2 separate regions of the Homo sapiens genome follow, and region 1 is linked to region 2. Evidence: chromatin contacts called from ENCODE Hi-C or POLR2A ChIA-PET data. All regions are on one chromosome and are shown on one strand. The core of a region is the stretch at or near the end of the contact, and the rest is flanking DNA. Distances in the headings are between cores, read along the strand shown. Region 1 has its middle 4.5 kb from the start of PDZK1IP1. Region 2 overlaps STIL (STIL centriolar assembly protein).

Evidence for each region. A loop is a pair of places that touch in the nucleus more often than their neighbours do. ChIA-PET counts read pairs that join two places held with the same protein, here RNA polymerase II (POLR2A). Pooled maps may share reads with other maps.
Region 1: a loop to region 2 is called in a pooled map, with 4 times the contacts of the local background. The contact joins two enhancer-like sites. A Hi-C loop is called at or near these places in 6 of 50 pooled maps. POLR2A ChIA-PET finds 5 or more read pairs at or near these places in 3 of 52 experiments (H1, activated T-cell and endothelial cell of umbilical vein).

What each region holds. Positions count from the first base shown.
Region 1 is chr1:47,191,025-47,197,986 of GRCh38, reverse strand. No RefSeq gene overlaps it. Among named protein-coding and RNA genes, the nearest start is that of PDZK1IP1, 4.5 kb to the right of the region's middle. RefSeq lists an enhancer at 5,597-6,546. Within about 2 kb of position 4,911, at least 5 of the 41 ENCODE cell types and tissues checked have a DNase peak (open chromatin) inside an H3K27ac peak, as active enhancers do.
Region 2 is chr1:47,288,183-47,295,258 of GRCh38, reverse strand. It overlaps STIL (STIL centriolar assembly protein), which reads left to right. Exons shown (of 17, transcript NM_001048166.1): 8 at 1,715-1,801; 9 at 5,674-5,824. Among named protein-coding and RNA genes, the nearest start is that of STIL, 22 kb to the left of the region's middle. Within about 2 kb of position 5,783, at least 3 of the 41 ENCODE cell types and tissues checked have a DNase peak (open chromatin) inside an H3K27ac peak, as active enhancers do.

The DNA of each region.
Region 1 (6,962 bases), core at 3,662-6,161, 96 kb after region 2:
GTAATTACAAAACTGTATAATGTAATCTTGATCTTATTCTCTACAGGTTGGGCATCCCTAATCCAAAAATCTGAAATCCGAAATGCTTCTCAATCTGAAACTTTTTGAGCATCAGCATGATGCCACCAGTGGAAAATTTCACATGTGATCTCATGTGATGGGTCATAGACAAAACACAGTCAAGACCGGGTGCGGTGGCTCACACCTATAATCCCAGCACTTTGGGAGGCCAAGGCAGATGGATCACCGGAGGTTGGACCAGCCTGACCAACATGGAGAAACCCCGTCTGTACTAAAAATACAAAATTAGCCAGGCGTGGTGGTGCACGCCTGTGCGCCTGATCCCAGCTACTCAAGAGGCTAAGGCAGGAGAATTGCTTGAACCCGGGAGGCAGAGGTTGCGTTGAGCCACGATTGCGCCATTGCACTCCAGCCTGGGCAAAAAGAGTGAAACTCTGACTCAAAAAAACAAATAAACAAACAAAAACAAACAAAAGAAACCACACAGTCAAAACTTTGTTTCACATACAAAATTAGTTAAAATATTCTAAAAATTACCTTTAGGCTATGTGTATAAGGTGTATAGGAAACAAATGAATTTCATGCTCAGACTTGGGTCCCATCCCCAAGATATTTCACTATGTGTGTACAAATATTCCAAAATCAGAAAAAATAAAAAATCTGAAACACTTCTGGTCCCAAGCATCTCAGATAAGGGCTACTGTATTTCCAGTCCCATAGTAGCCACTAAACATGTGTTGAGTGAATGAATGAAAGAAAGCTAGGATGTTATTTGAGAAACTGACCAATAGCAGGTGCTTGACAGAGGGACTGAACCCTGGGCTGGACATAGGGACTCCTGGAGTTTAGCCCCATCTCTCCCATTGACTTGCTCTGTGACTTTTAGTTGATGACTGTCCATTTCTGGGTCACAGTTTCCCCAGCTGAAAAATAAGGAGCAAGATTACATCATTTAGAATGAGCTTTCAGGCTTGAAGAGATTGTGATTCTAGAACCCAGTACTCCCAGCTTGCTTCCACTGCTGGCCTGGAGCCCTGGGTAGGGAAAGGATGTGCTTGGAACCAGTAGGGTAAGATTTGGCTTTGGGACCTCTGCTGGCAGGCCGGGCTTCTGGCATGGGGCCAGCCCTTGAATTTCTTGGCTGGATGAGTGGGCAGCAGGATGGGTTGATTGATCTTCCCCCACTGTGGGGTCCTGGCCATAAATCTCCTCAGCCCAATGGGGTCGCCTAGGACCCAGGAGTCACAGCCAGTGCATTCCTTGGCTTGACTGGCTCTGGGCTGGTGCTTTCTGCCCCTTCCAGCTCCCAGACACTGGAGACCCTGTGGGCGTTAGCACCCATTCAATCTGATCATAGAGCCTAGCTCTGTGCTCCAGAAAGCCTCTGTCCAGAGAGCTGCCAATCTTTCTCCAGGTCTGACCTTAAGATCACATGGCATTGTTTTGAGCAGATATGCCCTAGGCTCCCGGTGAGCCAGGACTTAACTCTCTTTGTGCCATGGAACCCTTGGGCAGTCTGATGAAGCCTAAGGACCCCTTCTCACAGTAATATTTTTATTTATTGATAAATTAAATTAATTAATTAATATATTTCTGAGACCGAGTCTCACTCTGTCACCCAGGCCGGAGTGCAATGGCACGATCTCAGCTCACTGTAACCTCTGCCTTCCAGGTTCAAGCAATTCTTCTGCCTCAGCCTCCTGAGTAGCTGGGACTATAGGCACATGCCACCACTCCTGGCTAATTTTTGTTATTTTTAGTAGAGATGGGGTTTCGCCACGTTGCCCAGGCTGGTCTCAGACTCCTGACCTCAGATGATCTGCCCGCCTCCGCCTCCAAAAGTACTGTGATTACAGATGTGAGCCACCGTGCCCGGCCTCTCACAATAATGTTTTTAAGTGCATAAAATAAAATGCATAGCATTGCAAAGGAAGTCAGTTATATTGAAATGTACTTATCAAAATACTAAAAATATAAGTTTGTAATATAGTGATTTATGTGTCCATTTATAATGTATTCAACAACAAGATCTTGTGGAAGGTCCAATGACTATTGTACTTCTACAGTGGTGAGTATAAGATATATCTAGATATCTGCAATAATTATATGGTGATATGAAAATATCACAGACAGTCTGTGGTTTGTTGCCTTCATCCTACGGAAGAAAATGGTAAATTTTATTTATTTTTATTTATTTTTTTTTGAGATGGAGTTTCGCTCTTGTGCCCAGGCTGGAGTGCAATAGTGTGATCTTGGCTCACTGCAACTTCTGCCTCCTGGGTTCAGGTGATTCTCCTGTCTCAGCCTCCCCAGTAGCTGGGACTACAGGCGCCCACCACCATGCCTGGCTAATTTTTGTATTTTTAGTAGACACATGGTTTCACCACGTTGGCCAGGTTGGTCTCGAACTCCTGATCTCAGGTGATCCACCCGCCTCGGCCTCTCAAAGTGCTGGGATTACAGGTGTGAGCCACCACATCTGGCCGAAAGTGGTAAATTTAAGTTAGAGGTTAGTGAAATACAGATATAATGTTTCCCTGTCCATGTTCATGAGCTAGAGTTCTGTCCACAGCCCTCTGGGAAGGGAGTGTTACATGAAGGGGAGCCAGGTGAATGAATTCTTAAGTCTGAGAGGAGAGGGGCTCACCACAGTCCTAACCAGCCTGCTTCCTTGGGACCTTATCAAAATATGAAAAGCTATCATATTCTGTTAACGGAATCACAGGATCATAGGCTCCAGACCTGGAAGGGCTACAACCCTGCTACAGTTTCAGTATATGTCCCTCTAAAATTCATATGTTAAAACTTAAACCCCAATTAGCTGGGCATGGTGGCGGGGGCCTGTAATCCCAGCTACTCAGGAGGCTGAGGTAGGAGAATCACTTGAACCCAGGAGGGGGAGGTTGCAGTGAGCTGAGATTGTGCCACTGCACTTCAGCCTGGACAATGAGAGCAAAAACTCCGTCTCGAAGAAAACAAAAAAAAACAAAAAAATCCTTAAACCCCAAGGTGGTGATATTGAGGGCTGGGACCTCTTGGAAAGGGGTTAAGTCAGGAGGGCTTCACCCCCGTGAATGGATTAGTGTTCTCAAAAACGGGGTTGAAGGGAGTGTCCTTGCCCCTTTCACCTTTCCATCCCTCCCACCGTGTAAGGGCACAGCAAGATGTGTCATCTTGGAAGCAGAGGGCAGCTCTCACCAGATGCCAAGCCTGCTAGTGCCCTGATCTGGGACTTCCCAGCCTCCAGAACTGTCAGAAAGTAAATTTCTGTTCTTTATAAATTACCCAGTCTAGGGTATTTTTATTAAAGTGGTACAAAGAGACTAAGACAAACCCCTTTTGCAGACACCTCATTGGGTGACCTGGTCCATGGCCTCTGCTCTTACATGTCTAGGGAAGGAGAGCTCACCCTCCAGGACACCCTCATATCAGGCTGAACAGCTCTAACTGTCAGAGGAATGGTTGCCTTGTCTTCTCCTTCACATACAGAGATGAATCAGACACAGTCCTTGCCCCACAGATAGAGAGTGGAGAGAGACAAGGACTCAACTACAGCTAAAATGTTTTATTCATTGAACAACCTTTCTCTGAGCTTCTGCTCTTTGTTAGGCCAGTGGTAGGCACTGCATATACTGACATTTAATTTCATAAAATGTGTGTCGAGTGTGTACTCAGGCACTGTGCTCAGTACTGGCTGCTGAGGGAGAGATAGACATGATACCTTCCCTCCATGGAGACAGTTATTAAATGAGTAAACATACAAATCAGTGTGTAATTGCAACTTGTGATCATGGCTGTGAGGAGATGAGCAAAGGAGACTCATAGAAGGGAGTGACTTCAGATGGGAGAGAAGGGAAGTAAAGAAGTATTCTTGAAGAAAGGGATGTAAAGGAAGATCAGTTTGCTGGGCAAATAGGAGTGGAAGAGTGTTCCAGGCAGAGAAAAGAGCAAGTGGAGAGAAGTCTCTGATGTGGGAAAGAGCTTGGCTTTTGTTAGGAAGTGACAGGAGGCTCCGGGGCCAGACCAAGCTGGAGTGGTGGGTAAGGAAGATTGCCTGTGCCCTCAAACCCATGCAAAGAAGTTTGCATATTATTTTAAGGGCTGATGAATGCCATAAAAGGGTTTAAGCAAGATACGTTTGAAAGAATAAAACAAGGTCTCCAGGAGCTCTCTGGCTTACAGCAATGATATTAACAAGATGAAGTATTATAAGAATTAGTAAAGAGCTGGGCGCGGTGGCTCACGCCTGTTATCCCAGCACTTTGGGAGGCCGAGGCGGGCTGATCACTTCAGGTCAGGAGTTTGAGGCCACCCTGGCCAACATAGTGAAACCTCGTCTCTACTGAAAATACAAAAATTAGCTTGGTGTGGTGGTGGGCGCCTGTGATCCCAGCTACTCAGGAGGCTGAGGCAAGAGAATCGCTTGAACCCAGGAGGCGGAGGTTGCAGTGAGCCAAGATTGAACCACTGCACTCCAGCCTGGGTGACAGAGAGAGACACTGAGAGGGAAAAAAAGAAAGCTTTTATATTTGTGTTCTAAACACCCTTCTTGAATGTTCTCTGTACTTTTTCTCAGGCTAAGCTCTTTGCCTGGATTCCTCTCCCCAGACTGTCTGCCGAGTACAACACTCTGGCTAACTTTGCCTGCATTACCTCCTCCAGGATGCCTTCCTTAGCAATGTAGTCCACCACGCTGCCCTATGTCAGAGCCCTGAGCACTCCCTGTATGCTGTTCCCAGACTATTTACATGTCAATGTCCACCGTCCCTTTCTTCAGACCACCCCTGGAGGAGGGCAAAAGTGGGGGCTGGAGGGAGGGGAAGTTGCAGAATCTTCAGCAGCAAACTGGCTCCCTGCACGCCCAGTCTGGTATTGGAGCTAGACACTGCCACCTGCTGGCAGTGAGTGGAATGGCTGACAAGATGGGGTTGGGAGGAAGGAGACTGCTGGAAACAGTCCAGGCCCACTTTGGCTTTTCTGAAGGGCAATCGCATAAGGTCTGGCTGGATGGAGGGCTTGTCTAAGGGGCCTGATGGTTTTGCGTGACAGCTGGGCTGGAACAGGAAGGAGGAACTGAACGTCGATGGAACAGCTGCTCAGGACACACGGTGCAGCCCTGTGGGGCTGCTGAGACCTTAGTCCAGACCCTGGGCCCCAGCCAGACCAGTAGGGGGGCCCACCTTGTTACCATGGGGATCAGGGCTGTGTCCATACAGCTGGGGAGATGACCCTCCACCCGTGTGAAGACCTCCAGGGAGGAGGGACCAGCCTCAAAGCCAAGTGTCCACCCATGCTCCCTCTTTTCTGGAACAACTTGTTTTGCTCTAAAGCTTGGGACTTTGACCCAGGAGGTATGTTTTCCTCCTGTTGATCACCTGGTGTCCTTCCTGTTCATCCCCTTCCCCCACCACTCCCAAAGCATAGCCCAGGGGATCCTTTCCTTTCCCTGGGTTTTTCAGGGAAGTGGAGGATACTGGGGTGGGGAAGGCAGAACCTGGGACTTGAGTGCTGAGGGCACTGGTTGGAGGGGGTGGCACAGCTGTGACCCCCCCACCCTCCTTAAGTCTGTCCTTGCTTGGCTCCTGGGATACCCCACTTTCCTGGGGTTGCTTCCTCCTGTTTCCTCCTGCCCCTTCTTCCTTTGAAAGACCTTTGTGTGTTGGGGGCGTGTCTCCTTCTTTCTGTGCTCTCCCCTCAACACCCCTACCCCCGCTACACACACTGGGGAGACCATGAGCTCCCAGGCCTCAGTTACCATCCCTGTGCTGCAGACGGCTCCCAGATGTTCCACTCCAGATGCAGGGATTTTGCAGCCTTCCAGATGTCTCCCTCTGGAAAGTCCACAGGCACTGCAAGCATAATACCTCAAAATCTATAGCTCATTAATCCTCCAACCCCCCAAACTTGCTCTGGCCCCTACTGAGGCACTAGCATCTACCCAGCTGCCTACGCCAGAAACCTGGGAGTCACCTGAAGCCCTGCCTCCTGCCTGTACCCATTCTCCCAGCTTGGCACTGTGTTCCAGCAGCCACACCCCGGCTTCTCTACCTCCTCAACAGGGCTCAGATCTGTTCCCATGGGCACTTCCTGCCCAGGTCCAGGCACTGGTGTTGTGGCCACTGTAGCAGATCCCTGGATTTCTCTTCTCCAGCCTTTGCATGCCCCTTTCACTCTCCACACTGCATGGAGAGGTGTTTTCCCAAACGCAAAACTAACCATGTGACTCTCCTCCCTAAAATTCTTGGAGAAGGCACCAGTAGATGTTTGTTAAATTCAGCCCCATTCCTTACATTCCAATCAGTGATTCTCTGGCTGTTCATTAACATGCACAGTGCTTACTCCAGTCTGTGTTAGAAGATTCTGAGGACACCAAGTTGGGTGTGGGAGGGAGGCCAGGATATACATGTTTGGGAGGCATCACTCAACTCCAAGCAAAGTTCTCCCAGATCACCTTGAGACACTCCATCTTTGGATGGCAATGGGCCCGACTGCACACGCATGTGAACACACACACACACACCCACACACACCACACACACACACACACACACACACACACACACACACACACACACACACAGGAAGCAGGCCTGAGGCATGATGTCTGAGTGCTCCCGCTGGAGCAGGAAGGCAGAATCAACCTGCCATAGGAAGGGTTGCCCAGGAGGCCTGATGAATAGGAGTTTGGTGGCTTCAGGGAAGAGAGGCTGTGGAGGTGCCTTCAGCTCAGGTGCTGGCTCCTGGGGACCTTCCATCTCTGATGAGACTTTGTTCCAGTTGGCCCGCTCCTTTCTAGGGAGTCAGCATCTCAGCTTCCCATACTTCTGGGGTGGGGGGTGGGGCAAGGAGACCAGCATGACCCTTGGTCAGGGGCTTGCACAGGAACTCTGGCCATTCTCATTCCCTGAGCTGGAGGGCCAGGTGGACACCACGTGATCCTG
Region 2 (7,076 bases), core at 4,534-7,033:
ACAGATAAAAGCTTAATTCTATGGCCAGGCGCAGTGGCTCACGCCTGTAATCCCAGCACTTTTGGAGGCTGAGGTGGGCGGATCACCTGAGGTCAGGAGTTCGAGGTCAGGAGTTCAAGGCCAGCCTGGATAACATGGTGAAACCCCATTTCTACTAAAAATACAAAAAATTAGCCAGGCATGGTGGTGCGTGCCTGTAATCCCAGCTACTTGGCAGGCTGAGGCAGGAGAATCACTTGAGCCCAGGAGGTGGAGGTTGCAGTGAGCTGAGATTGCGCCATTGCACTCCAGCTTGGGCAACAAGAGTGAAACTCCTTCTCAAAAAAAAATAAAAAATATAAGTTGAATTCTCCTGGTTGAAGGTGAAGGCTTAGAGCCCTGTTTCTTCAGTATTCTCTCACTACCACTCATCCTTAAGTCACCCTAAAGAACTCAGGGCTCATAATAATACCATTTAAAATCCACTGTCAGTCAATCTTGCAGAAATCTCCTTTAGTGTTAATGGCCTTCTCTTTAGAGTAGTAATTAATGATATTTATGTGTTTACTTTTTTTTATATATGTATACATGTTTTGAGACAGGGTCTCACTTTGTCACACAGGCTGGAGTGCAGTGGCACAATCATGGCTCACTGCAGCCTCAATCTCTGGGGTTCAGGTGATCCTCCCACCTCAGCCTCCTGAATAGCTAGGACTACAGGCACCGGCCATCACGCCTGGCTAGGTTTTGTATATTTTGTAGAGGCGGGCTTTCGCCATGTTGCCCAGGCTGGTCTGGAACTCCTGGGCTCAAGCCATCTGAGTTAATGATATTTAGACAGAATATTTAGAAATTTATATTCATTCAGTATTGAGTACTTATTATATACAGTGTTATGCTTGATAATGTGTTGAGGTTTAAAGCTTCTTAAAGAATTTAAAATCAAAGTGAGGTGATAAAACATTCAAATATTCATACACAGAAAAATAAAGTATATGATTTACTATAAAGTGACCAGTATGGAAAGTGAACACTTAGTATTTGTAAGAAAGATATGATAGGGAGCATTTTCCTAGAGAAGACAAACTTGAGCTAGACTTTCAATTGTTTAGATAGTAGAAGGGAAGATTGTTGGGGAAGGGAACCCATGTAAGGGAATGGCACATGCAAAGTGAATGAGAATGCATGAATGTTCTCTGGACCATGAAATCTACTTATAGTTTGCTACAGTCCTAATATAGGCAATGGATTGTTGATGCTTAAGTAAATATTAAGAGCCTTCTCTCTTTCTGACTACCTGTATATATTACAGCATTTAATCCTCAGCAACTCTGTGAAGTAGTTTTAGGCTGCAAATTAGTCTGTACTACCTTAGCCCATTCTTTCCAGTCCAAGCTAATTCATTCTAGTATACTGCTTTCATCTCTGTTAACCATTTTCTTTCCCACATCTCAGGTAAAAGAGGACAGAGATACGCGTGCTTGCTCTCTTTCTCTCTCTCTCTCTCGATATATATCTATATGTCTGTCTATATATATCAATATAGTTATATATATACAAATGTCTATATATTCTTCCTTTTAATTATCAGCACGTTTTTAGATTTCTTATTACTAAGGCTTTTTAATGTATGGCTGATAAAAGCCATACGTCTACTTTGTTATCTTAGGAAGAATGTAAATTATGCTATATATGTAAGTGACTATGGTTTTTAATTTCTATCTTTTTCTTTTAGTTGGCTGTCTGGAATTACACATATCTATAGTCCTCAGGTATGGGCTTGCTGTTTGCGATACATATTCAATTCTTCTGTTCAAGAAAGGCAAGTGATATTTTATTCTGTAGTACTTTATTTCGATCCTTTCCCCCATTCATAGTTTATGGTCCCATTTAAAATTCATGTAATGCCGTAACCTTTTACAATACTTATAAATAAACACGTACATTAAGAAAAAACAAACCTTATATTAAATGAGAATAAAACCAGATTAAAAAAAGATGAGGTTGCAGTATACCTGGAAATACCAAGGAATTCACTTGCCTAACCACAGAACACAAACCTTTTGGGGGTGGAAAAAAACTGTGGAGATTGTCTACTGTAGCATCCTATTTAATAATTAAGGAGGTTAACTTTCAGTGAAATGACTGCAAATGAGTTTGGATTTGTTACCTTACAGATGTTTTATTAAGTTACACAGTGTTACTACTAATACACAAAGAAATACTTGAGACAAGATTTTTAATTTCTTCCTGAAACTGAAGCCTAAACATTGGAATTAATAGTTAGGGAAACTTTACTTTTAACCTCAACTCATTTAATAGATAAAGAAGGTGACATCTTTGTCAGTATTTGTCTCTCACCTTCTTTATCTATTAAATGAGAAGGTCTATTTTTATCTACCTTGGGTGGCTGTAAAGGACTTAAACTATATTGAAAAGGCAGTACAAGCACATAGTAATAAATTGACATATGTAAATATCTACAATAAAAGTAGATCTCTCTTCCTCCCCATTTCCCTAGACCCCATTCTCAGAGGCAATCACTGTAAAGTGATATCTTGTGCTTCCTTCCTGAAATAGTCAATATTTCAATACTCAACATAGACAAGTATCACCTTTTCCTGGCCTGTAAAAATTAAACCATAGCATCCTTTCTTTTCTTTATGTTGCTTTTTTCTGTATAAATTATACCTTGGAGATCATTACCTCTTGGCATATACAGATTTAATATACATATTTTACAACTGAAGAGTTTATAATACATACTGTATTTTAAAAACTGGCCCTTTTGTCTTGCAGATAGTGGTAGACTGAACATTTTATGCATACATCTTTGTGTGCATATGCTAGTATATTTGTAGGATAAGTTTCTAAAAGTGTTTTTTTCTAGGCCAAAGAGTATGTAATTTAAAATTTGGTAGATATTGCCAAATTGCCCTTCAAAAAGACTGCACCAATTTATAATTTTTCCAGCAGTACACGAGAGTGCCTTTTTCTCTACCTGCACTAACACTGTGAAAGAAATATTTATTTATTTATTTATTGAGCACCTATTATATCTATTATGTTCACAGTACTGGGGATCAGAGTAAACAAAATAAAGGTCCCCAGACCAGGCATGGTGTCTTATGTCTGTAATCCCAGCACTTTGGGACTTTGGGAGGCTGAGGCAGGAGGATCGCTTGAGGCCAGGAGTTCCAGACCAGCCTGGGTACCATAGCAAGACTCTGTCTCTAACAAAAAAAAAAAACAAAAAACAAGTTAGCTGGGTGTAATGACACATGCCTGTAGTCCCAGCAGGAGACTGATATGGGAAGATCGCTTGAGCCCAGGAGTTCAGGCTGCAGTAAGCCATGATTGTGCCACTGTACTCCAGCCTGAACAATACAGACCCTGTCTTAAAAAAATAAAATAGGCCAGGCATGGTGGCTCACATCTGTAATCCCAACACTTTGGGAGGCCAAGGCGGGTGGATCACTTGAGGCCAGGAATTAGAGACCAGCTTGGCCAACATGGTGAAACCCCATCTCTACTAAAAATGCAAAAATTAGCCCGGTGTGGTAGAGCATGCCGGTAATCCCAGCTGCTCGGGAGGTTGAGGCAGGAGAATCACTTGCACCCAGGAGGCAGAGGTTACAGTGAGCTGAGATCGCACCACTACACTCCAGCCTGGGCAACAAAAAATAAATAAATAAATAAAAAATAAAATAGTCCTGCAGAGACAGGCAATAAACAGAATAAATAAAATAAATAGTATGTTAAAAGGCGATGAGTACTGTGGAGAAAAATAAAGCCTGAGAGGAGGATGTTGTGTGTCTGAATGATAGTGGCAAGTAAAGAGTTGCCGTTTATTTATTTATTTATTTAATTTTTAATTTTTAAATTTTTATTTATTTATTTTATTTTACTTATTTTTTTTGAGATGGAGTCTTGCTCTGTCGCCCAGGCTGGAGTGCAATGGCTCAATCTCAGCTCACAGAAACCTCCACCTCCTGGGTTCAAGCGTTTCTCCTGCCTCAGCCTCCTGAGTAGCTGGGATTACAGGCATGTGCCACCATGCCCGGCTAATTTTGTATTTTTTCAGTAGAGACAGGGTTTCTCCATGTTGGTCAGGCTGATCTCGAACTCCTGACCTCAGGTGATCTGCCTGCCTTGGCCTCCCAAAGTGCTGCGATTACAGGCGTGAGCCACTGCACCCGGCCAAGAGTTGCAATTTAAATAGGTGGTCAGGGAGGCCGACTTAAGGTGAGGAAGTAAGCCTTGTGGCTGTCTGGGGCACTGTCCTAGGCAAAGGATGTGTTAAGTGTAAGGGCTCTGGGTGAAACAACACGTTACATCTTCAAGGAGCAGCAAAGAGGCCACTGTAGCTAGAGAGGAGTGAAGGAAGGGGAGAGTAGCTGGAGATGAGCTCAGAGAGGTGAGTGGAGGGCTGTTGTTAAACTTTTGACCTCTGCTAACCTGATAGATGAAAAATAAACTTTTCCAATGATTTATAACCTCATCTTCCAGGAACTGCCTAGTCATGTCTTTAGCCATTTTTCTCTTAGATTGTGTATCTTTTCTTTTTTTTTTTTTTTGAGACGGAGTCTTGCTCTGTTGCCCGGGCTGGAGTGCTGTGGCGCGATCTCGGCTCACTGCAAGCTCCACCTCCCGGGTTCACGCCATTCTCCTGCCTCAGCCTCCCGAGTAGCTGGGACTACAGGTGCCCGCCACCATGCCTGGCTGATGTTTTGTATTTTTAGTAGACAGGGTTTCACTGTGGTAGCCAGGATGGTCTCGATCTCCTGGCCTCGTGATCCGCCTGCCTCGGCCTCCCGAAGTGCTGGGATTACAGGCGTGAGCCACTGCGCCCGGCCTGTGCATCTTTTCATATTGCTTGTGCTAGCAAGCTCTCTCTCTATATATATAATGTAAAATACATAGAGAAACACATATTGATGATATATAGTAACGGTTTTCCCCCCAGATTGTCATTTAAGTTTAACAATATTTTTCCCAAACAGACTTACTGTTTTTTAGTCATATTTATTAATCTTTTTCATATCGTGTTTAGAAAAGATTCACCCACTCCAGGTGTATTTACTGAAGTAAAAAAATCACTTGTATTTTCTTCAGATGCTTTTGGAGTTCTACTTTTAACATTTTGTTTTAACTTTTCAAGATAATTAGTTATATTTAGATAGCAGAAATTAAATGTTAGTTTTAGATCCTTTGCTATGATTTAGTACAATTATGTTTTATTATCAATTACTGATCATGCTTTAAGTTCATATTGACAGTAAATCCTCAGTAAAATTAATTTTGAATTGCTCTCTTATTCCTTTTTTTTTTTTTTTTTTTTGGAGACGGAGTCTTGCTCTGTCGCCCAGGCTGGAGTGCAGTGGCGCGATCTTGGCTCATTACAAGCTCCGCCTCCCGGGTTCACGCCATTCTCCTGCCTCAGCCTCCTGAATAAAATAAAATTTTGTTTTGTAGAGAGGAAGGGTCTCACTATGTTGACAAGGCTGGTCTCAAACTCCTGGCCTCAAGCGATCCTCCCACCTTTTGCCTTCCTAAGTGGTGGACCCCAGTTTTTGAACAAAAATTGCACCTTTTAGTCATTTTGTTAACTAGATTGGGAGACTCACATGAAGTTATTTGAGTGTCATCATGTTATCCTCATTAAATTTTAATTAAATGACTTTTTTTGTGCAGGGTTTTTTCAGAATCTGGAAATTTCATCATAGTTCTCTATTCTATGACACATAAGGAACCTGAGTTTTATGAATGCTTCCCTTGTGATGGCAAGATACCTGACTTTCGGTTTCAGTTGCTAACCAGTAAGGAAACATTACATCTTTTCAAAGTAAGTGATTTCATTGTCTAGTACATTAGTGACTGTTTAGGGTTTTGCACTTTGGCAGTTTAAACCCAACAGCTTTTACCCTTTAAAATAGTAATCCAAACTATTATGCTTTGTTTACTTATAAATAATCTTATTAAATATTAACTTTATTCATTTATGGTTAAATTTTTTTAGTAAATCTGAGATCATATCTTCAACCAAATTACAATAGAGAACCAGAGGTTACTCACAGAATAACTTGCCCATGTTTTTCTAAAATCTTTGAAGAATATATCAGTTGTTCATATATCATTTTATACTTGTGAAGGTTAACTTTGTGGGATCTCAGTACTTTTCTTTGTCCTGATGTTTTTTTTTTTTTTTTTTTTTTTTTGAGATGGAATCTCACTCAGTTGCCCAGGCTGGAGTGCAGTGGCGTGATCTCGGCTCACTGCAACCTCTGCCTCCCAGGTTCAAGTGATTCTCCTGCCTCAACCTCCAGAATAGCTGGGATTACAGGAGCCCACCATCACACCTGGCTATTTTTTTTTTTTTTTTTTTTTGTATTTTCATTAGAGAGGGAGTTTCACCATGTTGGCCATGCTGGTCTCGAACTCCTGACCTTAGGTGATCCACCTGCCTAAGCCTCCCAAAGTGCTGGGATTATAGGTGTGAGCCACTGCACCTGACCATGACTGTATTATTTTTAAAATGTGTGGGAATAAGAAATGGTTTTTTATACTTAAAGGCCATTATTTATATTATGTATCTAAGGAATCAGAATAGATTGTTACTATATCATCTAATAAAATACCTAGAAACACAACTAGATGATGATCATAGAAAAAGTAGATCTTTAGGCCAGGCGTGGCGGCTCACACCTCGAATCCCAGCACTTTGGGAGGCCGAGGTGGGCGGATCACCTGAGGTCAGGAGTTTGAGACCAGCCTGGCCAACATGGTGAAACTCTGTCTCTACTAAAAATACAAAAATTAGCCAGGCATAGTGCCAGGTGCCTGTAATCCTAGCTACTTGGGAGACTGAGGCAGGAGAATCACTTGAACCTGGGAGGTAGAGGTTGCAGTGAACTGAGATCGTGCCGCTGCACTCTAGCCTGGGCAACAAGAAGGAAACTCTGTCTCAAAAAAAAAAAGAGGAAGTAGATCTTTGAAACTAGGTGTCATTATATGAAAATATTCAAATGCTACTTTTCAATAAAATTATTGGTTATTTTAGGTCTCAGACTAATAAAAGTACATTCTTTATTAGAAAA